6 separate regions of the Homo sapiens genome follow, and all the other regions are linked to region 5. Evidence: chromatin contacts called from ENCODE Hi-C or POLR2A ChIA-PET data. All regions are on one chromosome and are shown on one strand. The core of a region is the stretch at or near the end of the contact, and the rest is flanking DNA. Distances in the headings are between cores, read along the strand shown. Region 1 overlaps VMP1 (vacuole membrane protein 1). Region 2 holds the start of CLTC (clathrin heavy chain). Region 3 has its middle 4.4 kb from the start of MIR21. Region 4 holds the start of PTRH2 (peptidyl-tRNA hydrolase 2). Region 5 holds the start of PPM1D (protein phosphatase, Mg2+/Mn2+ dependent 1D). Region 6 holds the start of RPS6KB1 (ribosomal protein S6 kinase B1).

Region 1 (3,669 bases), core at 427-2,926, 770 kb after region 5:
AACAAAAAAGATTGATTCACCTTGTTTAGCCCTATTTACAGAGTGTATACTTAAAGTCTAAGCAGTTGAAGTCTCTAAGCCTAAGAATATTTTACCAGCATTAATAAAGTAAATTTTTTATTTAATATAGGCTCTGCTCCTTTCTCAAATACTTTTTTGAGGATCTCAGCATTAATGTGAGCATATAGGTTATATTTACCCTCCTGAAAAACATTCTGACATAAATTCTAGTAAGGAGGCGATAGCCTCTTTACAAAGAGTAATAAGCCTTTTGTCTTAGAAAAAAGTCTGGGCACAACAGTTTTTTACCTTTATTTCATTGTTTGTGCTGGGTTAGTATTCCCTCTGATGATTAATCACAAAGTCTAAAGAATCTCAGGGTGTCATAAGTCAGATCCCTGAAAGCTTATAAATGAAAAAAAAAATTTTTCAGGAGAAGATTCAGGTCAGGGTACTTATAAAAAGAAAAGAGTGCTCAGCTTGGTGGCTCACTGTAATCCCAGCACTTTGGGAGGCCAAGGTGGGAGGATCACTTGAGCCTATGAGTTCAAGACCAGCCTGGGCAATATAGTGAGACCTCCTCTCTACAAAAAATTTAAAAATTGGCTGAGCATGCTGGCATGCGACAGGAGGTGGGAGGATCACTTGGGCCTGGGAGGCAGATGTTGCTCCAGCCTGGGCAACAGAGCTAGCCCCTGTCCCCGCCCCCACCAAATCTGGATAGCCCAACTTCAGGAGACTGAAAACCTGTGCCCAGAGTTATAAAATTTAATTATGTTCTAAATGAATATCAGGATCTTTAGAATTTTCTTGATTGAATGAGGACCACTGTATGTAAATCAATACATCAAATTTATCCTCTGACCCCAGAGAGTTCTATCAATTGAGATTTGGCCCAGGAGCACAGGAGTAGACTCCTATATAGAAAATGATCCTGTTCTAACTGAAGCCAACAACCGCCTCTTCTGCTGAAGAGACTGAATTTTACATTTAAGGCAATAGTAGGATACACTTTCAGGAATGAAATTAAAGCCCTTCCCTATCCTACTCCCATTACAAGCTGATCTGTTATATGTACAAAAGAGGAAAAGAGGGTGTGGGAGAAGATCAGCAACAAGACAGCCTAGCAATTCCCTTTCTCGGTAACAGTCTTGTAAATAATTCTCCATCTTCAGAAATGTGCACATTTTAGTCAAACATTATAGAGTTAAATTTTCCTTCCTACCCCCTAGGCAGTGATCTAAACAGGCTTAACGGCTAGTATTTTAATGAGTTGTCATTTCCTGTCTGATAAAGATTCTCACAGTATTTAACCACCAGTTTCCCTGGGGACCAACCAATACTAGAGCTCTATTCATAGTGACTCAGAATGGACCTCAGACTCTTGCCCTTATTCAAAAATGACAGATTGCCCTCCACATGAAACTGCCTTTCCTAGTAAGGTAGACTGCTCGGAAAAGGGTGGGGGAGTTTATCATGCAATCTTTCTGAAGAAGCCAAAGGCCATCATGCTGACTCATTAATATCTACAGCCTTTCAGCCCTTTATTAATCCAGAATAAGTAAATGAACAGGTGCTAACTGAAAATAAACACATATTTAACCTAGTAAAAAAGGATCTAGTTATCCTGTGTGACTGGAATGAAAGTGTTATTATCTTTACCATTTAACTGAATAGAACACATGAATCTTTTTGTTTTGTTTTGTTTTGTTTTTGGAGACGGAGTCTGGCTCTATCACCCACGATGGAGTGCAGTGGCGCAATCTCGGCTCACTGCAACCTTCACCTCCCGGCTTCAAGCGATTCTCCTGCCTCAACCCCCTGAGTAGCTGGGATTACAGGTAGGCACCACTACACCCTGCTAGTTTTTGTATTTTTAGTAGAGACAGGGTTTCACCATGTTGGTCAGGCTGGTCTCAAACTCCTGACCTTAAGTGATCCGCCTGCCTTGACCTCCCAAAATGCTGGGATTACAGGCATAAGCCTCTGTGCCTGGCTCAGTATATGAATCTTTGAAGCTGATACTATAAGAAAAAACTGGTAACTGATGTATTCTACTTGCTTTGGATCTGAAATGTGGTAGCCCCCTAATCATGTTTCTTTACATCCAGGATCTTGGAATGGCACCCCAACATAAAATAAATTCAGGATGAAAATCACACACTATACTAGAAAATCTAGGGCTTTCTCATATATACAAGTTTGGACTGACAGTCCCTGGCACCTTCTAAAATTCGTTGTGATTTGACCCCAGGATCTGGGATTAAAACATCTTGAATTTCATTCACATCTGTGCCCTTTCAAATGATTAAAACTTCTTTTGTACTTAAGTTAGTCCATTGTACGCAGAGTGGTATTATGAACACATGACACCATGGGTTTCTTTCTGGCTGTGTAGAAGGAAGACCATGCTTTCTCCAGGTGTATTTTATCAGGTACATTGTTTCTACTGCCTTACAGCATATTTTATCACAAAATAATCTGCAATTGCCCTAGCTTTTGGAGATTTAGCATTATTTTCTGTAAGAATCAGATTGGAGGTTAGACTTCCTTATCATTAGCAGCTACTCTTTGAAATAAGCTAACATTAAAGAGAAGCTCTAGAGAACAAAACCTCATTTCAGAAGGCAGACTTGAGCAGCAGGAGAAAAGCAGGCATTTGTGCTGATGAATGTGGCCAGAGCTAAAGGAGTGGTCTATAAGGACTAGGTAAAACTGATTGGTTGCCAAAACAAAACTCTGTTAAAAATCAACTGATTGCATTTATAGAAAATGACAGACTGGTGGCAGCTTTTTTTTTTTTTTTTAAAGAGGTTGTGTCTCTTGCCTCAGCCTCCCAAGTAGCTGGAACTACAGGCGAGTGGCACTGCACCTGGCCCCAGTGGCAGCTTTTTTTTGGGAACAGGATCTTGCTCTGTTGCCCACTCAAGAGTGCAATGGCACAAACACGACTCACTGCAGCCTTGACCTCCCGGGCTCAAGCAATCTTCCTGCCTCAACCTTCCGAGTAGCTGGGGCCACAGTAGCTAATTTTTAAATTTTTTTCAAGAGATGGGGTCTCACCATGTTGTCCAGGCTGGTCTCAAACTTCTGGGCTCAAGCAATCCCGCCTCAGCCTCCCAAAGTTCTAAGATTACAGGTGTGAGTGGGCCTGGTGGCAGCTTTTTATAGTGACAGATCTGCACTGGTTTGAAGACTCACTGAGTTCTAAAACTTAAAAATCAGGCCAGCACAGCGGCTCATGCCTGTAATCCCAGCACTTTGGGAGGCCGAGGCCTCCTGAGGTCAGGAGTTTGAGACCAGCCTGGCCAATATGGTGAAACCCCGACTCTAGTAAAAATACAAAAATTAGCTGGGGGTGGTGGTGCATGCCTGTAGTCTTAGCTGCTTGGGAGGCTGAGGCAGAAGAATTGCTTGAACCCAGGAGGCAGAGGTTGCAGTGAGCTGAGATCACGCCACTGCACTCCAGGCTGGGCGACAGAGCAAGACTTGGTCTCAAAAAACAAACAGACAAACAAAAAAACCAAAAAAGTGATAGTATTGGCAGGACACAGTGGCTCATGCCTGTAATCCCAGCATTTGGGGAGGCTGAGGCAGGAGGATCACTTGAGCACAGGAGTTCAAGATCAGCCTGGGCAACACAGCGAGACCCTGTCTCAAAAAAGAAAA
Region 2 (3,609 bases), core at 993-3,492, 980 kb after region 5:
ACTTTGATCCAGTTACAAAACAGACATGTATTAAATTTGTCTTTAATAAGTGACAAGGTTGGGTTCGAATCTTTGGGATCATTTAACAATTCTTGTCTCCTCTTTAAAAGAAATGAAAAGCTATTACTCCAACCACCACAAGATTTAGTAGTGAGCTACACATCTGCCGTGGAAAATAAAGAGCAGCTGTACTTGATTCTCTGTGTGGTTTATAAACATTTGTCTGCAGAAAGATATTTCAGATGCAGTTTAATATGAAAATAAGCCCGCGTTTTCCCCTCACACTTAAGAACAGCACCCCTCAACTCTCCACATTCATTTGCCACCCCACTTTAACAAAAGCAACCACAGCAACTAAACTTGGATTGATCAAAAAAAAATGTCCATTTTGTTATTTAACATTTTTAACCCTCTGTAAAAGTGTTTTTATTGCCAAGGTATATTCCATTACTTCAGATGAGTTATTTGAAAATTATAGATGACTGAGGAAAGTGCATTATTTAACTCATTTTATGGGTAAAAATTTATTATTCTTTACATTTCAAGCCTTAAAGGAAAATAAGTCCTTGCTAGTGCAAACATGGTAATACTTGCAAAGAAATATGAAATTATGTTACTTATAGCCTGAATGTTAAAACCTTTTATTAACAAGAATCCTTTATGTATGCTATGCCAATGGGGAAATGTAAATAAAAATGGTCTTCAATGGTAAAGTGTCTAATAGGTCACTGATATCAGTGTCATGTCAAACCACTGCATTCCCTGTCATTATGGAATTAGCCCTTCAGACGACTGAGCTGAGGCAGGTTTCTTTAAGGGGATATTTGGGAAGAAAGCAAATTAATAGGAATAAATTATTTAAGCTACAGTAAAAAACAGGATTGGTGACACAGGAAAATCAAAAGCTCTGAAGAGGTTTAATTCAGTGAAGCCTTCCAATGGTCACCTGCCTAGGCCCGCCACTGGCATGTTGCCAGATAACAATATGTTGCCTCCAGGATAAGGAACCATGGGGAAGAACTCTAGAACTTACTAAAGGGAAGCCAGTCACAGACCAAATAGCCCTGCAGGTCTCAGAGCAGCTGTGCTGTCCCCAGGGCTCTGTTCAATTCCATGCGATCCTGAAGAAGATATTCAAAACTACCTGCTACTACTCGAGAAGACTAAAAGATAACCTCTGTATCACTCTTTCCTACCTTCCAGAACCAAAGAGGGGTTAAGAGCCACAACATCCCCAGAGAAATAAAAAAAGGGGGAAGGGGAGGCGAGTTTCCTTAGGGAGTTTGACCGCACACACTCTGAGATTGACATAGCTCTAAGAAATGCGTTCTCCCATTCTACCCTCGTTCCGTTCTTTCAGTGACCTTCTGTCCCTACTGCCTCAGGGAAGGCAAGAGAAAAGCCACCGCCTCACCACCACCCCCAACCCCCACCACCGGAGAAGGTGCCTTTCTCAGTTGAGAGCCGCAGAGGGAGGGAAAAAAAAGGTTGCTCCTCCCCAACCCACCCGCCCCACAACTCCTGGGTGCAGACACGATGAGGGAAAGAGGAGAGCAATGGAAGGTGACAGCCCCGCACTGGCCCAGGGGATAAGAATCCTTGCTCTGGTAGAAACAAGGGAGAATCCCCCTCCCACTCCCCTACCCAAATGAATGAAATGAATAAAATGGGGAGAGAGTTTGTACGCGCAGTTCTGGCCATCCAGGAAGCAAGATCGAGAGGCCTTTGGATCCAGGCCTGGTCCTTGCAGCTCTTTGCACCCCAACTCCTGTCCTTTCCATCCAAGCCCCACATCATTTAATATTTTAAGCTTTCCAAGATAGTGCCCCCTCCTCCACCTACCCCAATCACCGACAACCCCCCCGCCCCTCCAGCTCCGATACTGCTCGGGCCCAGACTCCAGCGTCTTCCATCCTTCCTACCACCTTCTCCACAGCCCTCACCAGCCCGGGCCCGGCCGCACCTGGAGATGCTCCTGAAAACGAATTGGCAGAATCTGGGCCATGGCGCTGTCGGGGGTTATGGTCTCCTCCTGTCACTGGGGCTGCGGGGCAGTGGCTGCCCGGGCTCTCCAAGGGAGAGGAGGAGAAGGGGAGGGGGGAGGCTGGGCTCAGCAGGATCCTCTCCGGGGACGCAGGAAACTGGCAGGCAGACGAAAGAGCTCGGGTCGGGGGCGGAGGCTCCAGGGGCCAGGAGAGCCGCAATGGCGGAACCGGGCGCAGCGCAGACTCCGGAAACGGCTGAGCCCAGCGGAAGGATCCCGGCGACAGAACTCCGCCCAGTCGCCTCACCCCCTCCGCCTTATGTACCCCTCCACGGAGCGCCGCGCGCGGCGGGCGCAGGAATTCGGGGCGCAGTGCGCCCGGTGCCTCGCTTCCTGACGCCACATGGGGGGAAACAGAGGAACCGGAGGGACTACTTTTTTAGACTCATCACTTTCGCCAGTCTTCTCTTTCTCCCCCCACTTTTTTTTTTTCATTTTGCCACATCATGCGACTCGGGGCGACCGACGTCACTTCCGTGGGCGCTTTAGGTCCCACCCACGTACTTCCAGGTGCACGTGATACTGATGGGGAAGGGTCGGCTGATTGCTGCCAGAAATGGAGAGCTCGTTTTAAGGAAATGCGGCGTCTCCTGGGAGTGAAGAGGCTTTTGGGCCACCTTGAGGCATGACGGGTGCCGCTTCGTTTCCCTGCGACCGCTGCCTGTTTCGACTGAGCCCCTCACAGGAGGACGTGGCGGGGGCAGACGGGCGCAGCCTCCCGCCCTCTCCGTGACTCAGGGAAACGGCCTCGCCGCAGAGCGCTCCCTCGGCAGCTGGCTGCAGCACTCCTCCCCCGCCGGGCTTCAGAGTGGGTGGTTTCCTACAGCCTAGGGAGGGGGCCTGAAACGGGGTTTAAAATCTTCCCTGCCCTCACACAAGCCCTTCTGACTGTTGGAGAACCTGACGCGCGGATTCTAACTAGAACTGGCACTCTCTTCGGGTGTTAGATAATTAACTCAAAGGACAGCGAAGGCCTTTTATGATGTCTTTCAAGCTGGCCTTATGACAGCTTTTCTTAACGTTTCTGCGGACATTTTGGCGGACTTGTGTCGGCCTAGCTCAGTGATCAGTTTCGTTAAAGAATTTGAGTATCCGAACATTAAAGGATTGGACCTAAATTCTAGCAGGAGGATTTTTAGCCACATCAAATAATTTACGTCTCAAAGATTTAGATAATTAGGGTAAGGATGCTTAGTAAAACCCGAAGGTTCCATCGCGCCACTGCACTCCAACCTGGGCGACAGAGCGAGACTCCGTCTCAAAAAAAAAACAAACAAAAAAAAACCTGAAGGTTCCTGGAGGAAAGAGATGAACTATTAGCCGTGTATTTCGGTGGGACCACCTCAACATAGGTTCCTGTAGGTTAGCAATGTAGAAATGTAGCGCTTCAAAGCCGGAGCATCCTGTCTTCAAAGAGCATGAAGGTATCAACGGCATTCATTGTCGATTAATAATAACCTTTCTGGTACTTTCTTGCTAAAGTATAAGCCATAATAATATTTCATAATCGCACCAATACAATAAAGGATGAAAGACGTTAGTTCTGTGCCTTTTATCTTTGTAAG
Region 3 (3,784 bases), core at 546-3,045, 750 kb after region 5:
AGCACATACACCAAAATTGGAACAATATACAGAAGATTAGCATGGCCCCTGCACAAGAATGACACTCAAATTTGTGTTCTGTATTAAAAAAAAAAAAAAAAAAAAAAAAGGCTGGGCATGGTGGTTCATGCTTGTAATCCCAGCACTTTGGGAGGCCGAGGCGGGTGGATCACCTGAGGTTAGGAGTTCGAGACCAGCCTGGCCAACATGATGAAACCCCGTATCTACTGAAAAAAATACAAAAAATTAGCCGAGTGTGGTGGCATGCACCTGTAATCCCAGCTACTTGAGAGGCTGAGGCAGGAGAATCGCTTTGAACCTGGAAGGCGGAGGCTGCAGTGAGCCGAGATTGCGCCACTGCACTCCAGCCTCGGCAACAAGAGTGAAACTCCGTCTCAAAAGAAAAAAAAAAAAGTTGGGAAAAACATGGTTCTCCAGGGCCGTGGCAAGCCAGGCTTCTGCACTACTGCCAAGAGGAGTGAACTTGAGCTGCTTTTCGTTTCCTCCACACAACATGGTGAGGAGCCAAAGGAAGACAGTGATCTAAGTCATTCCCCACCTTCAGGCGGCACCATCCCTGTTTTCAAATCCCTAACTGCCTCACTCCCCTAAAGCATTTTTTCCCCGCTGGAAACAGACTGGAACACAATTAAGCAATGTTGATCACTGCTTCAGTCAAAAGTGGTCTGAAGGGAAAAGCTGATGTGTTTTGTCCCCCAAAAGGGATAGATGGCCTCAAAGGAAAATGTCGCATTTGGATTAGATTTGTGGTAGGGGAGGAGTGACCTGCCAAGGGCTCCTTGAATAAACAAAACTGTTCCTCAAAGGGCTTTGGGTGGAGGTCATCAAAGCAAGTTCACAGAAAGATCCTCCTCCCTGGTAACTCTCCAGAGATGGCTGACTCTTTGCTTACATAGGTAGCTCAGGGGTCCCACTTGAAGTCAGTTGCCCAGAATAAGCCAGAGCCTGCCCCCTCAAGAATTCAGGAATGTGGTTTCCAATGCAAATAAAGGCTAAATTGTAGAAACAGTGCTGGAGTGTGTTCAAGCCCTCCCTCTAGGTCCTCTGAGTCATTTGGAAATGGTTAACAAACAGGTTGGACACCTGGGTTGATTACTGCTGAAGGGGATTTCCACACAAACCCTATACTGTAAAATCATCCTCTTGCCTTCCCAAAGCAATTCAGTTCCACTTTCTAGATCGAATGTGCCTTAAAGATTCCAAATGTCCTAAATCAGATCCTAGGGTTCCTAAATTAGAGCAGCAACTGCTGCTGACACAAAGAAACAAGGAGCCAAGCAACTTTGTGCTTAAAAAAAAAAAAAAAAAAAGTTTATTTTAAATTAAGAGGAACAGATGTCCAATGTTTCAAAAAGCCACACATTTGTGGATTTGGCTGACAAACTCTCTAAGCTGCATTTTATTTCTGTTCCCATAGAGTCAGCTAGCCACTTGCAACTGACTCACTTCTCTCTGGGCCACAGTTTGGGCCAGTCTCCTGACTACAGAATTAGAATCCAGATATCAAATGAATCCAGGGTGCTTGGGTGGAGAGCAGGTGTTAAAAGCCATCTAAAACCACCCCTTCCCTGCTTTAATTTAGGAGTATCAACACCCACACAGCAAACTGCAAGGCTAGTGGGTCAAAGAGAATGAGCAAACAGTTGGCACCTGCCAATCCCAGCACCACGCAATTTTAAAGGCAATGAGTAAGCAGCTGTCTGGAACAGGTTTTTGTATAATCCTTCTTAAGAGTACTGGTTAAATATGCAAATACACACAGGTTATTTGCTGCAATTCAAGGCCTCGCCCCCAAGGCAAATGCATTACCTCAGGTGAACTCTTGGCCTTGTTGGGAAGGGATAGGATCCCTAGCTCCTGTCCACCAGACACTAATGACTCAGTTGCTTCTAAAGTTTAAAATACATGATGTGCTTTCTCTTCTTGTTGTCTTTGAGAATAAATAAATTTACCTTCAGACACAAGGGTTTTGTGTGTAGTATCTCATTTACGTTGTGTAAATACTGGAGAGGATTCAATAAATGTTAGAGATAAAATGTTACTTGGCTTTTCAAAAACTTTAAACTCCTGCTTAGTTTTAATTTTTTGTAGCACCTCAAAAAATTATTTATGAATAAAATGAAGCAGTTGTTTGTATTTTTTAATAGAAATGAGACTCTTAGGTCTATTGAGGAAGATCTTGCATGCCATCAATTTTTTCATGGTTCAAAACCTATTTACCCAGCAAATCTCACTGTATTTTCTAGACTGACCTTGTAACAAGTATTAAAAGCTGATACTCCCTTTTCTCCTCTTTCCTTCCAGATGTTTTAGTATTTATATATATATTTTTTGAGGCAGGGTCTGTGTCACTCAGGCTGGAGTGCAGTGACACAATCACGGCTCACTAATGAGGTGATCCACCTCAGCCTGGGACTATAGGCACATACTGTCACACTTGGCTAACTTTTAAATATTTTGTAGGGAGGTCTCATTATGTTGTCCAGGCTGGTCTCGAACTCCTGGGCTCAGGAGTGATTTGCCTGCCTTGGCCTACCAAAGTGCTAGAATTACAGGCATGAGCAACCATGATAACCAATATTCTTTATAATGAAAATAAATTAGAAAATGGTCAATATTTTCAGGTGGGAAAGTTAAAAAACTGTTTTTGGTTTTAAATTCTTCGGTAAATTTTTCACTTATCAAAAGTTTGACAGAGTATCTGCTAGAAAACCAGAGCACATATGCTAAGAAAGCATTTTAAAATATATCTTTGTTTCTGGAGGAGTGAATGCAATGTTGTGAAATTCTTGCATGTGTATCAGATGCTCACTTTTTTTTTTTTTTTTTTTTTTTTTTTGCGAGATGGTGTCTTGCTCTGTTGCCCAGGCTGGAGTGCAGTGGCACGATCTCAGGTCACTGCAACGTCTGCCTTCCGGGTTCAAGTGACTCTCCTGCCTGTTTCCCGAGTAGCTGAGATTACAGGCATACGCCACCACGCCTGGCTAATTTTTGTATTTTTAGTAGAGATAGGGTTTCACCATGCTGGCCAGGCTGGTCTTGAACTCCTGACCTCAAGTGATCCTGTCTTGGCCTCCCAAAAGGCTGGGATGACAGGCGTGAGCCACTGTGCCTGGCCTCAGTCTTTCATTGGGAATGCCCAGCATGGTGGCTCACACCTGTCATCCCAGCACTTTGGGAGGCCACGGCAGGATCGCTCGAGCCTGGGAATTCAAGACTGGCCTGGGCAAAATATTGAGACCCTGTCTTTACAAAAAATTAAAAAATTACCCAGGTATGGTGGTTCATGCTGGTCCTTGCCAGGGAGGCTGAGGTAGGAGAATTTCTTGAGCCTGGGAGGTCAAGGCTGTAAAGAGCCATGACTGTGCCACCACACTCCAGCCTGGGTGACACAGTAAAACCTCACTCTCAAAAAAAAAAAAAAAAAAAAAAAAAAGCTGGGGTGGTGGAGGTGGATAACTTTTATTGCTGTACTTTTACTGAACTCTTTTTTGTTTGTTTGTTTTGAGACGGAGTTTCACTCTTGTTGCCCAGGCTGGAGTGCAATGGCAAGATCTCGGCTCACTGCAACCTCTGCCTCCTGGGTTCAAGCGATTCCTGCCTCAGCCTCCCGAGTAGCTGGGATTACAGGCATGTGCCACCGTGCCTGCTACATTTTTGTATTTTTAGTAGAGATGTGATTTCGCCATGTTGGTTAGGCTGGTCTCGAACTCAGGTGATCTGCCCACCTTGGCCTCCCAAAGTGCTGGGATTACAGGCGTGA
Region 4 (3,671 bases), core at 682-3,181, 890 kb after region 5:
GTTACCAAAATCCTAAAAAGTGGTGATTCAAGCCAAAAGCGAGAAGTTGGAAAAGTGAGAAAAACTGGATAATCAGTCCTTCAATTGAACATAAAGAAGATAAGATCAGATTTGGCAGTTATATAATCAAGAAGCAAATTTACCGAATGTTAAACTAATGATACATCTATCATAATTCCATATCTCAAATTTTGTCACCTTGTTTCAAAGCCAAGCGTGAACAAATTTTCAAACTCAAAATAAGAAAAATATGTAAACTGACAAACTGATTTAACTAGCTATAGGTAAACTGGTAAAAGGCATCATGGTTCTATGTATATTTTCTTCTGGAATGTGACTCATAGAAATTAAACTGTATTAATCAATTGTAATCAAGTAGGATATATCCCTCAAAGGAAAAAAGTAACCTTCAGTGCCTTAAGATAATGTAGGCAAAGTAGTAAAATATAAAATTTCTACTCGAGAGAGTCACTTCATACCTACACAAATCAGTCACATTTGTCTAGGTACCACCATCCCTCTTCCACAGTAAAAACATAAGCTACAATGCATACAATGATGCCTAGTAAGTAAGTTTCTTCCTTTCATCATCTATGCTAAGAATACACAACTAAAATCAGAGCTAATGACAATACAATTACTAGGTAGTAGCAACTGGAATATTAAATTCTATCATGACAACACCAGAAACACTTGTACAAGCTTCTTCAAATGATCAATGTAATCTGTCCACAAAAATCTCTGACAAGCCCCAAAGTAGAAATGAAAGACGTTAACATTAGGATAAGGAGCGATGCTGCCAAAACACATCAACAGTGGCCAGTCTACGTGTATTATTAGATTTTTACATGGAGTTGCAGGTAAATAAAAGATGATTGTGTAAAATCTTCTGGAGGTCATAAGTAATCTAGCAGTGTGACACAGGGCCACATATGGTTTCTGGAATTTTAGAGATTAAGTCGACCTTCACGTTTTACTGCAAATACCTCCACTGTAATAAGATATAGAGGTCGGGGTTCAGGGGTTTGGAAAGGCAGACAACTCTTTTTCATTAAAGCAGTGAAAAATCTGAGAAGTTCCTCTCCAAGGGCTCTGCGGAGCGAAGGCCCATTCCCTTGGCTACCCTGTACCACCAGAGCTTTAGATGGCACTTGCACGCCTGGATTTCGTTTAGGAGCGAATACATCTAGCATCATGCGCCAGAGGTTCGGGAGAGCAAAAACCAAACTGACAGATCCTGAGAAATAGCTCAGTCATCAGCAGGGAAGACCTTCTCCACTTACTCCAAGGTCCTGGACATCCCGGGACTAAGAGGTTCTCTAAAGAAGCCTAGCAAGGCTTCCAAGTACGCGGAGAGGAGAACGAACAGCCCGGTGTCTGGGTTCAATGTCCGGGTGACCAACCATGAGAAGGTGTCCCAAATAACCTGGCTACCGCCAGCGTGAGACATCCAGGGTGAGACATCCAGTCAGCAGCGTCCTAAAACACTGCTGGAAGTCGGAATCACAGTGCCCCAGATCCGCAATGCCTAAGTGGGAGAGCTCCGGAAGACGCCAAGCTCTGAGGACAGCCTCAGGCTTCGGTCCCCAATTCCCTGAGTTAGTTTACCTACCCGCTCCGACCCCGGCTGCTCCGGATCTCAGGATCCTGGAAGCTGCTCCTTACGGACTCTCACACCCGCCGCTGGGCTCCAGACAACCGGAACCCGCTCACGTCACTTCCGGTCCGGTCCCTCTGCCCCCTGAGACAGCCTCCAGAAGGGATACGTTCCTCCCTCCTTTCGGCGAGCTCGGTTGATCCTCGCGGGATTTCAGTTAGGCTCTTAGTGCGGGCCCTGTGGGTGTGGCAAGAGGAAGAATGACTGCTCGCTTTGTGATTCTTGATCCGGAACTTGTCACCCAGGAACCCCGGAAGAGGTAGCTCACGCGATAGAAACGTGTTCGCTGCCCAGAAGAAGGGAAGGCGCGAGTGAGGAAAGGAGGTACTGTAGGTAGGTTGGTTGGCTCCTTACAGGGCGAAGGAGACCAATATCATTATTCATTTTCTCGCCAGTAGGAACGTTTCTTTTCACCTCGTTGCATTACCCACCTTCTTCATTTTCTCCTTTATAAACTGTCTTCCGCCCAGGGGCCGCTGAGCCCTCTGTTCCTGTTCTGCGAACCGTCCTTTGGAGGAAAGGAACAGGCTGCTGGGGAGGGGAAGACTCAGAATTTCTAGTTCCCAGCAAAGCCTCCAGGCAGGCAGTATCGATGCGCTCTCTCCGAAATTGATAAAATAGCGAGCAGGCCTCATACCCTCAGCTGGGCACTTATGAATATCCCCAGCGTTTCGAGCTGTCGAGCTCTGCGTGGAAAGAATTGGTTTCTAAGAATATAGTCGAAAATTTGGGGCCGGGCGCGGTGGCTGACGCCTGTAATCCCAGCACTTTGGGAGGCTGATGTGGGCGGATCACCTGAGGTCAGAAGTTCGAGACCATCCTGGCCAACATGGCGAAAACCCATCTATACTAAAAATACAAAAATTAGCCGGCGTGGTGGCGCGTGCCTGTAATCCCAGCTACTCGGGAGGCTGAGGCAGGAGAATGACTTGAACTCGGGAGGCGGAGGTTGCAGTGAGCCGATATCGCTCCATTGCTCTCCAGCCTGGGCGACAGAGTGAGACTTCGTCTCAGAAAAAAAAAAAAAAGAAAGAAAAAATTTCCCCCCTTTTTCACACAAAGAGATTAACTAGAGAGGTATTAATCCTTACTGACATACCCCAGGCACCATACTAGACTCTGGGAATATGTTATACAGGGAAAGTGGGGCAGTGGCTTAAGGGTCAGAGAAGATTTGGGAAAGGTTTGTTTGTTTTTTTCGGTTGTAAACTGCAGACCCGGCGCGGTGGCTCAGCCTGTAATCCAACACTTTGGGAGGCTGAGACAGGAGGATTGCTTGAGCCCAGGAGTTTGAGAACAGCCTGGGCCACATAGGGGGCCACATAGTGAGACCCTGTCTCTTAAAAAAAGATTAACGGGTGGAGCATGGTGCAGAAGGAGGTAATGGGATCAAGAGCACTACTGAAATGGGTTTACTGAGGCAGGGGAATTAGAAGGCACCAAGAAGAAGATTTTATAGGATGTACTTATTTTGTTCTGCTGTCATTGCCCAGAATTATTTATGAGACAAAGAATGGTTATTTGTTTTACCTTAGTCTTAGGCACTAGGCTTATTGATACGCTTGTCGTAAGTGTACAGAAAAAGAGACAGACATGTTGTTTTAGAGGAGTTAGATGATAATCTGATCAGATTAATATGAGATTAGAACATCCTAAAGAACAAAAATATGTGTTAATTTTAGCATTTTTATGATTAGACACTCCATTGAGATATGGGACATAATAAATAAACTTGGTAACTTTTGGAACTTTCACTGTCCTGTTTTTGATCTTATTGGGTTTTTTTTTTTTTTTGGAGACAGGGTTTTGCATTGTTGTCCAGCCTGGGGTGCAGTGGCACGATCATGGCTCACTGCAATTTCCACCTCCCAGCCTGAGGTGTCCTCCTACCTTATCCCCTGAGTAGCTGGGAGTATGGGCATGTGGCACCACATCTGGCTAATTATTTAAATTTTTTGTAAAGATGAGGTCTCACTGGGTTGCCCAGATTGGTTTTGAACTGGACTCGAGATGC
Region 5 (4,088 bases), core at 1,179-3,678:
AGCATGGCCCCTGCTTTATTAAAAAATGTTCCTGAAGGTCCGGCAGGGTAGCTCACGCCTGTAATTCCAGCACTTTCGGAGGCCGAGGAGGAAGGATCGCTTGAGCCCAGGATCGCTTGTTGCCCAGCCTGGGCAACAAAGTAAGGCGGCCCACACCCGTCCCCCGCCCCTGCCCGTCTCTTAAAAAAAAAAAAATTTAATACTAATGTAACGGAGTTTATACCTTAAAGATTTTTTATCCTTAAAGTTCAAACATATGGCAAATTCATGTTACTCCAAGTATACTGCAAAATAAACAGCACTCTAAATAGTTCTGTGCCTAGTCTTCCTCTCTTGTGCTGCTGTCGACTTCTCGTTGCCCTGCAGTCAATGATATCACATATTTCTACAATACACTACAGTGCTTTCAGCTCTACGGTGCCTACACAAAAACAAAATAAATCCATAAAGAGGGGCCCCTGGGATGGATGGGAAACGCCTCCAACAAGCCTAGTGGCTGGTTTTTGAGTCAATCAACTAACTCTTGGCAGAAAGCCAAGCAAATGGAAAACAGACTTTGAAACCGGCTAATCTACAACTCTATGACAATACCTTTCTAAAAATGTTCTGTATTTGCTAAATCTAACTCTTTTCTCTATGTCTCTATCCCTCTGCTGAAAATAAAGCAACGTTATTATGCTGCCATAAACAAGGTTTTTTCCCACCACTGGAAGTATTGTCTTCTTTGCTCTAACAAAGATGCATGCCATTTATTCACTGCAATAGATAAGCAATTATAATGCTGTAAGATGATTCTGTAAATGTTGGGCACAGAAATCCTGCCTGCTTTACAAACATTTAAAAAAACTTAGATGAAACTACAACTACACCGAAATTTTTAGACATTTAAGACCTTTATTTCCTTCTAGCATACAGTAATTCCTTGCCTTTTCTTATTTTGATGGGCAGTTACAATTTATAAGTACTTTTTAAACTAGGAACAACCGGTTGGGAACTATCTGAAAGCAATCAGCTAAGGCAATTTCCAAAAAGAAAACCCAAGCAGAATCTAACGCACACCCTTAACACGGGGCCAGTTTTTAAGAGGTAACAACACGTTCCGCGTTTTTAGTTTTCATAAGCAGTACAGGTTTATGATCCTAAAAACATCTCACCATCATTACAACGGAATTCCTTCCAAAACTTTAAGTTGCCGGATGGTTACGTTTCAGCCCTTCTAAATTAGCTTACGCTTTACTCCAGCAACCAACCCCAGCAATCCCGGGTCAATCTGGAGAACTGACACCACCGGTAGGAGGCAACCGAGAGGGATAAGACTTTCAGGAGCAGAATTATGACAGATTCTCTAAGGAAACACTACAGTTTTTCCTTCGCCTGGCCCAGGTGCAACATCGATTTATCTTTTGGCCAAAATCTGGCGCCAGGTTTCAAACACGTTTCCTCTGGTTGCCACCAAAGTGAAGCAGGGAAGGGAGTGGACTGCTTCCCATTGATCCTTGGAGGATGGAAATAAAGCAAGAATAGGCTGCAGGGAGACGGCAATCCTATCTTCCCCAAGGCCGCTTGGTTTGCCCGGACCTCCACCCAGCAAAGCGCTATTACAGCTTTTAGTCACTTCCATCAGTGTATACTTTGGTTGCGCTCTGGGTGCCGGGGGCCCACGCGGGGCTGGTGCCATAAAAGCCCTGAACTGCCTGAAAAAGGGGCGGGCGCCAAACAAGCCAGGGAACTTACCCAGTTTCTTCCACATGGCAAGGTGACAAGCGAGAAAGCCTTTGCGGATGGCAGCGCAAACCTTAGCCGGCTCGGACGAGGTGAAACCCTTCTGCTTCTTGATGAAACCCCACAAGTGCTCCCGGGCAAACTGTGCCGCCTCCCGCCCGCCGTGCCCGTCGCACACGGCGAAAAAGGCCACGGAGGAACGGCGGCGGCAGCAGCGGCTAGGTGCCGGCGAGGCCCCGGCGTCCGGGAGAGGGTCGCGAGCCTCTCGGGCTGCCACCGCTGGGCCTTTCCCCGAGACTTCGCCGCCGGGAAGGGCGGCCGGCGACGGCCGCGGAGGCAACGGCTGAGACAGCGACCGCCGCGGCGAGGGCTTTTCTTCAGCCGTCGGTTCGGGCTCCACAACGATTTGAGTAACGTCCTCCATGTACTTCCTCCCGCCCTGGTCGGAGAAGACGCTCACTCCCAGCGAGTACAGCCCCGCCATGGCCGGCTGGCCGGGATCCCGCCGGTCCCACGCAGCCCGCCGAATCCGGCGGCGGGAGACACACTAGGCGCTCGCCGGCCAACTATTGTTTATCTTCGACGACGCCGAGAAGGGGGAGGGGGCGGACCCGGAGAAGGGGGGGCGCGCGATGTCTGGACTTGTCCGCGAGAGCTGGGCCGGAGCGCCGGAGCGAGCAGAGCCAGGCAGTTGCGCCTGCGCACTGCGCTTCCCCCCACCGCCCGCGCCCACCACACAAATCAGGCGTTCTCCCCCGCTGACGTCACTCGGCTCTCTAAGCTCGACCAATCCGGAGTCGAGTGGAGCGAGCCCGCCCTCCGTCCCCGCCTTCGCTCCCGCCTGCGACGGCCGCGCTGCCTCCTCCCGCCGCTGGCGCTGGGCCCGCGCATCTCCTAGTTTGCTTCCCCTACGCCGCGGGCGTTTTCGCCCTCCGGGTTGTCGGCAGTTGTTGATCCTTTCCCGAGCGGCTTGGTCTGTGTAGGCTTTTGGCTCAGTCCAGCGTTCTTAATGCGGCCTGCTGGCCTTGGCGTCCCGCTGCTTGCTTTGCTAGGAAGGTGGTGTGGGCTCGGGCCCCCAGCGAGTGGAGAATGAAGGGAGAAGAGTTCACCCTCCTCCTAAGCGAAATGGCGGGAAACCTCCCTTCCAAAGGGCGATTGTGAGCTGGCCGGAACAAGTGCTGCACCCTTGAGCTGGATCTGGGTGGGACGTATTCGACTGGGAATGGAGGAGGGAGGGAGTCCAGTTCTGTTGTTTAAAAAGCACTTAGGAAATTTCCACCGTCAGCTGCACAGTCTCGGTTCACATAACTAGGTATGTCAGAGACGTAAGAGGGCTGTATTCTAACGAATTCCTAGGCAGATCTTTTCAGCTTTTGTTAAAGGTAGTGCTCGTTCCGACCAGCTCTGGATACAGCATTTTATTCCTGCGGTATCACTTCAAGTTATCACTTGAAAATAACTGACAAACACTGCCAAGAGCCCCAGTGCTCTAACGGTTTGGTGATCGTCCCCTCTCTTCACCGAGTCGGTCACAATCCCAACGCTAAAACCTTTGCACGGATTTTCATGGAGTTAAGCCGCAGAGCGAGGAATACACTAGTATTTGCTCAGTAGCATACGTTTTGTAGTTGAATCACTTTAAAGTTCACTTTTCCCGTTTTTGGCCATTTCTTCATCAATCTGTACTTTCCTGTAAAACCTTTGAGATTTTCAAATGGCCTAAAAACAGTATGGAAACGGGAATGGGGGGAATGTACATACAGTTGGCACAAGAAATAAAAATAGAAAAAATCTTTATATCAATAAAAATATAAATAAGCAAAATCAGCTCAAGAAAATGTAGAAAATCTGAATAGATCAACTAAGTAAAAATAAATACAATTGAAGATATTCATTACCCCAAAAAGCACTAGACCAGATGGTTCCAGGGCATGGAAACGCTTGAAAAAAAAAATCCCAGCTTGTTTGGAGAGGTAATCATAACCCTGTTAGTAAAACCTAAGCATTATGAACACTAAAAGGAAACCTACAGACCCTGTTTTGTAACGATGAATACAAAAATCCTAAATGAAATATTAGCATTGTAATTAGGGAGCAGCCTCCATATCACAAGAACGGTTTGTGTAGCTCTATATTATTCATCTTACCGTTCACCACGTTTGACCCAAGAGATTACCAAAAGATAATTCCATCATGCTTTATAATCCTTTCCACCTCAATCACAACCAGTAGGATCTGCGTCATCCGTTTATTGCTCTAGTATCTCCATGCTACTCTCTGCTTCAATTACTCTGATTCCATATCCCACTCTTCACCAAATATCCTAACCATTTCACTTCACACTTTTGATTTCAACATCTGCCATC
Region 6 (3,754 bases), core at 607-3,106, 710 kb after region 5:
ACAACTCAATACCCACTTTCTAAACCGTGTGATTTTGATTTAGTCTTATTTGATTATGAAAAGAACAGTATTGGTCAGGTATGGTGGTTTATGCCTATAATCCCAGCATTTTGGGAGGCCGAGGCTGGTGGATCATTTGAGGTCAGGAGTCCGAGAACAGCCTGGCCAATATGGTGAAACCCTGTCTCTACTAAAAATACAAAAATTAGCCAGATGTGGTGGCGCATGCCTGTAATCCTAGCTACTTGGGAGGCTGAGCCATGACAATCGCTTAAACCCAGGAGGCTGAGATTGCAGTGAGCTGAGATCGCACCATTGCACTCCAGTCTGGGTGATAGAGTGAGACCCAACTCAAAACAAAACAAAAGAAACAAACAAGAAGAACAGTATTATTTTAGGCCACTTAGTTTCTTAAAGTGTTCAAAATTCTTTATATACATCATCTCAATCTTTTGTCAACAGTAGGGCAGGTGCCAGAGGAGAAAAACTGAGGGTGAGGCAAGGGAAAGGAAGCCCCTGTGTAATTAGAGCAAACATCTGACGTCATTAACCCATGTATTCAACTAGACATTGGAATTTAGATGCTAAACTACCAAGAGGTTATCAACTGATGATCATTTGGTCCAGGATCAGTGATTTAGTATGACAACATTTTTGAACTTCAGGTGCAATTTGTCATTTTTTGATAAATTTATCTAGGGAAAAAAAAAGTTATTCCATAAAGATTAACAAACCACTAAGCCAGCAGGGTGAAACCAAGCTATGCATTAGGAAATACAATTCTAAATTTAGCACCCTAAATTACAGCAAGGAAAGCCCTCATACCACCATTCACAAGTCTCTGTTCAGGCAACTTATTTCTGGCAAGCTAAATCAAGGCTGTCAACTGGTTTTTGGTTTTTTTTTCCACCTCAAAATTACATTAATTATTCTGAAAAAAATACAGACATCTTCAACTTGGGGAAAGGTTACAAGTGCCGTGTGTCCTTATAAATGCTTATTTTAAAAAGTCACACGGAAGGGGGTAAAAAAAAAAAAGCAAACAAACAAACCCTGGAAGATTGGAAGATGCAGCAGAGCCCCCTTGCTCCCGAAATAAAACTCCTGGTGGCTGTAACAGCAGCGGCAGTGCTACTCCCGACAGAAGTTTTCAGCTGTCACTTCTAACAGCTGAGCGCTTCCTAGGAGAGAAGCGACAGGCCGAGAAGAGAGGTGGTTGTGGGAGGTCTGAAGATTCAATACTTGAAATTCTAGACTCGAAGGGAAACCCTCCACACTTCGCCTGCACTTACGGGACACCCAGCAAGAGCAGCCCCCGTCTCCCCAACACACGCTCACGCCACCCGCTCCCCGCCACACTCAAGTCCAACAGCTCGAGGAATCGACCACGCGCCCGTTCTCTTTCCCTCTTCAGATCGCTCGGGGCTGCGCTGACCTGGGGCTAAGGGTGCGACCTGCACCTGCGAGCCCCGCAGAGGCCTCACACCTAGGGCCATGACCGCCCCGCCCGCTCCCCTGTCTCAGGCCGCGCGACCCTCAGCTCCTCAGGAGCCCCCCTGGGTCTCCACGCTCTAGGACACACCGCGCTTCCTGAGCCCGCGCCGCCGCCCCGGCCCTGTCACCTCGGGCCCCCGGGGACCCCGGGCCTCACCCCCTCCTCCAGCTCATCCTCAGAGCCCGCGTCCTCTGGCTGGTCCAGGTCTATGTCAAACACTCCTGCCATGTCCTCAGCTTCCCTGTCTCGGAAGTCCGGGGCTGGGTAAAAGCCGTCCCGCCTCCTTCGTCGCCTCATGGGCCCGGACCCGCCGCAGCCACCACAGCCGCTGCCGCCATCACCGGCTGCTTAGGCTCAGTGCGTCTGCGCCTAGGCCTTAGACTGGCTCCTAAAGTTCAGCGTAGGAGCATGCGTACAGGGTTCCGTGAAGCCAAACAGTGGGCAGTGGACATGCGCAGAACTATCGGCAGGATCCAGGCGCTGGCAGAAACATGCGCAAAACACCAGCCGAAGTCGCGCTTGGAGGACTAGAGCATGCGCATTGTCAGCTGGAGCGTTCGGTGGACAGTGAGCATGCGTACCATATCTGAAGTTCGTAAATTGAAATTGAACATGCGTAATTAATCTTTCTGAATAGGAAAAAATATATACACAACAAAACTCTCCGTTTATGGAACATGCGCATTTGTTCTCAGTAAGTTTTTCGTTTTGAAAGTGAGCATGCGCATGGTGAGTAGGTTGGTCCGAAGTTTGAACCGGACAGAAGCGCTGGTCGGCGTCTGGCGGTGAGTCGGGTTACGTGTGGAGAACTCCTGGGGCCCGTGGGGAACGGGGGACCTTTTGGCTTTGCTCTTTACTAGTTCTGTGGCCTTGGAAAAGTCAATAACCTTTCAGAGCCTCAGTTTCCTTATCTGTAAAATGAGGATAATAATAAACCTACTTTGCCGGTTTGACATTTTAAGCACAGAGTCTGTCTCACAACCCACGGCTCATTTCCAGTGCTGCATAGACCTGATGTGAAGTCTTTATCAAAACTTGTCTTTTCCTAGGTAAAAATAATGAGGAACTGCTCTAATGTTTCTTTTGCTTTCTTTCTTTTTCAAATGGAGACAGGGTCTCGCTGTGTTGCCCAGGCTGGTCTGGAATCCCTGGGCTCAGGTGATCCTCCCGCCTCGGCCTCCCAAAGTACTGGGATTACAGGCATGAGCCATTGCGCCCGGTTAATATTTCATCTGGTTTTCTTTCTCCAAGCTGCATCTTTCTTGCTGTCCTACCTGAGCTAAACACAAAATCTTTCTTACAGGTCTTACTAAAGTTACCAGGCTAGACTAGTGGAGAAAGCGTAAGCTATTATTTAGAAGAGAGAAAATTAATGTTAATTGAATGTACAATGTTGAGCACACTTCTGTGTTCTACATGTTCATGTGGTGTGAAGGGTGGTACTACTAATTTCTTCAATCAGCATTTGTTTTGTCTTGTTTTTATTTTTTTAATTTTAATTTTTTTTTTTTCTGGAGACAGGAGGATGTCACTTTGTCACCCAGGCTGGAGTGCGGTGGCAAGATCTTGGCTCACTGCAGCCTGGACCTCCCAGGCTCAGGGGATCCTCCCACCTCAGCCTCCCGAGTAGCTGGGACTGCAGGCGCACACCACCACGCCAAGCTAATGGTTGTATTTTTTGTACAAACAGGGTTTTGCCATGTTGACCAGGTCTGGAACAGCCAGGCTCACGTGATTCTCCCAACTCAGCCTCCCAAAATGCTGGGATTACAGGTGTGAGCCACGCACCCAGCCTCTTTTTTTCTTTTATCACTCCTCAACTGAGGAGAATGTTTTGTTTTAAACATATGTTTAGGAAAAAAGTGATTACAAATCAGATTTTGGAAACTATTGAGCTGTGTATGAATGGATTCAGGTACAGTAAATCACAAATCCCAAAACCATGTAGAGAGTATGAGAACTTCCTTGAATGACTAGCTCCTTAGACAACACAGCTGTTCTATCTCCAATATTATATACGTATGTGGCATTTTAAAATGACTTTTTGGGCCGGGCGTGGTGGCTCAAGCCTGTAATCCCAGCACTTTGGGAGGCTGAGGTAGGTGGAGGTGGATCACGAGGTCAAGAGTTCAAGACCAACCTGGCCAACATGGTGAAACCCCATCTCTACTAAGAATACAAAAATTAGCCAGGCGTGGTGGCACGTGCCTGTAATCCCAGCTACTCGGGAGGCTGAGGCAGGAGAATCGCTTGAACCTG

The links. Hi-C counts contacts between places; a loop is a spot of excess contacts on that map. ChIA-PET counts read pairs that join two places held with the same protein, here RNA polymerase II (POLR2A). Pooled maps may share reads with other maps.
Region 1: a loop to region 5 is called in a map with no recorded cell type, with 7 times the contacts of the local background. The contact joins the enhancer-like site here to the promoter of PPM1D in region 5. A Hi-C loop is called at or near these places in 1 of 37 single-sample maps with no recorded cell type and 6 of 50 pooled maps. POLR2A ChIA-PET finds 5 or more read pairs at or near these places in 2 of 52 experiments (CD4-positive, alpha-beta T cell and activated T-cell).
Region 2: a map of B cell shows a loop between it and region 5 (25-fold over the local background). The contact joins the promoter of CLTC here to the promoter of PPM1D in region 5. A Hi-C loop is called at or near these places in 3 of 168 maps with a recorded cell type or tissue (B cell, naive thymus-derived CD4-positive, alpha-beta T cell and right cardiac atrium), 1 of 37 single-sample maps with no recorded cell type and 15 of 50 pooled maps. POLR2A ChIA-PET finds 5 or more read pairs at or near these places in 2 of 52 experiments (MCF 10A and activated T-cell).
Region 3: a loop to region 5 is called in a pooled map, with 7 times the contacts of the local background. The contact joins the enhancer-like site here to the promoter of PPM1D in region 5. A Hi-C loop is called at or near these places in 7 of 50 pooled maps. POLR2A ChIA-PET finds 5 or more read pairs at or near these places in 2 of 52 experiments (OCI-LY7 and WTC11).
Region 4: a pooled map shows a loop between it and region 5 (9-fold over the local background). The contact joins the promoter of PTRH2 here to the promoter of PPM1D in region 5. A Hi-C loop is called at or near these places in 1 of 37 single-sample maps with no recorded cell type and 8 of 50 pooled maps. POLR2A ChIA-PET finds 5 or more read pairs at or near these places in 2 of 52 experiments (CD4-positive, alpha-beta T cell and naive thymus-derived CD4-positive, alpha-beta T cell).
Region 6: a pooled map shows a loop between it and region 5 (15-fold over the local background). The contact joins the promoter of RPS6KB1 here to the promoter of PPM1D in region 5. A Hi-C loop is called at or near these places in 2 of 37 single-sample maps with no recorded cell type and 16 of 50 pooled maps. POLR2A ChIA-PET finds 5 or more read pairs at or near these places in 1 of 52 experiments (endothelial cell of umbilical vein).

What each region holds. Positions count from the first base shown.
Region 1 is chr17:59,827,163-59,830,831 of GRCh38, reverse strand. All of the region lies in intron 10 of VMP1 (vacuole membrane protein 1), which reads right to left. Among named protein-coding and RNA genes, the nearest start is that of MIR21, 12 kb to the left of the region's middle. RefSeq lists an enhancer at 864-1,053. Within about 2 kb of position 1,676, at least 23 of the 41 ENCODE cell types and tissues checked have a DNase peak (open chromatin) inside an H3K27ac peak, as active enhancers do; they include CD4-positive, alpha-beta T cell, where a contact is called at or near this core.
Region 2 is chr17:59,618,528-59,622,136 of GRCh38, reverse strand. CLTC (clathrin heavy chain) reads right to left here and starts at 2,242. Exons shown (of 32, transcript NM_004859.4): 1 at 1,964-2,242. The coding sequence starts at 2,005. RefSeq lists enhancers at 2,155-2,449, 2,179-2,528, 2,979-3,098, 3,109-3,158, 2,996-3,609.
Region 3 is chr17:59,843,747-59,847,530 of GRCh38, reverse strand. It overlaps the pseudogene RNU6-450P. Among named protein-coding and RNA genes, the nearest start is that of MIR21, 4.4 kb to the right of the region's middle. RefSeq lists an enhancer at 4-992. Within about 2 kb of position 1,795, at least 36 of the 41 ENCODE cell types and tissues checked have a DNase peak (open chromatin) inside an H3K27ac peak, as active enhancers do; they include OCI-LY7, where a contact is called at or near this core.
Region 4 is chr17:59,705,690-59,709,360 of GRCh38, reverse strand. PTRH2 (peptidyl-tRNA hydrolase 2) reads left to right here and starts at 1,931. Exons shown (of 2, transcript NM_016077.5): 1 at 1,931-1,990. VMP1 (vacuole membrane protein 1) reads right to left here and starts at 1,707. Exons shown (of 12, transcript NM_030938.5): 1 at 1,613-1,707. RefSeq lists enhancers at 1,602-1,661, 1,462-2,117.
Region 5 is chr17:60,598,533-60,602,620 of GRCh38, reverse strand. PPM1D (protein phosphatase, Mg2+/Mn2+ dependent 1D) reads right to left here and starts at 2,428. Exons shown (of 6, transcript NM_003620.4): 1 at 1,735-2,428. The coding sequence starts at 2,206. RefSeq lists enhancers at 2,309-2,358, 1,519-2,506, 2,507-3,495.
Region 6 is chr17:59,891,223-59,894,976 of GRCh38, reverse strand. It overlaps RPS6KB1 (ribosomal protein S6 kinase B1), which reads right to left and starts at 1,856. Exons shown (of 15, transcript NM_003161.4): 1 at 1,652-1,856. The coding sequence starts at 1,792. It overlaps TUBD1 (tubulin delta 1), which reads left to right and starts at 2,034. Exons shown (of 9, transcript NM_016261.4): 1 at 2,034-2,280. RefSeq lists a silencer at 1,439-1,638 and an enhancer at 1,829-2,108.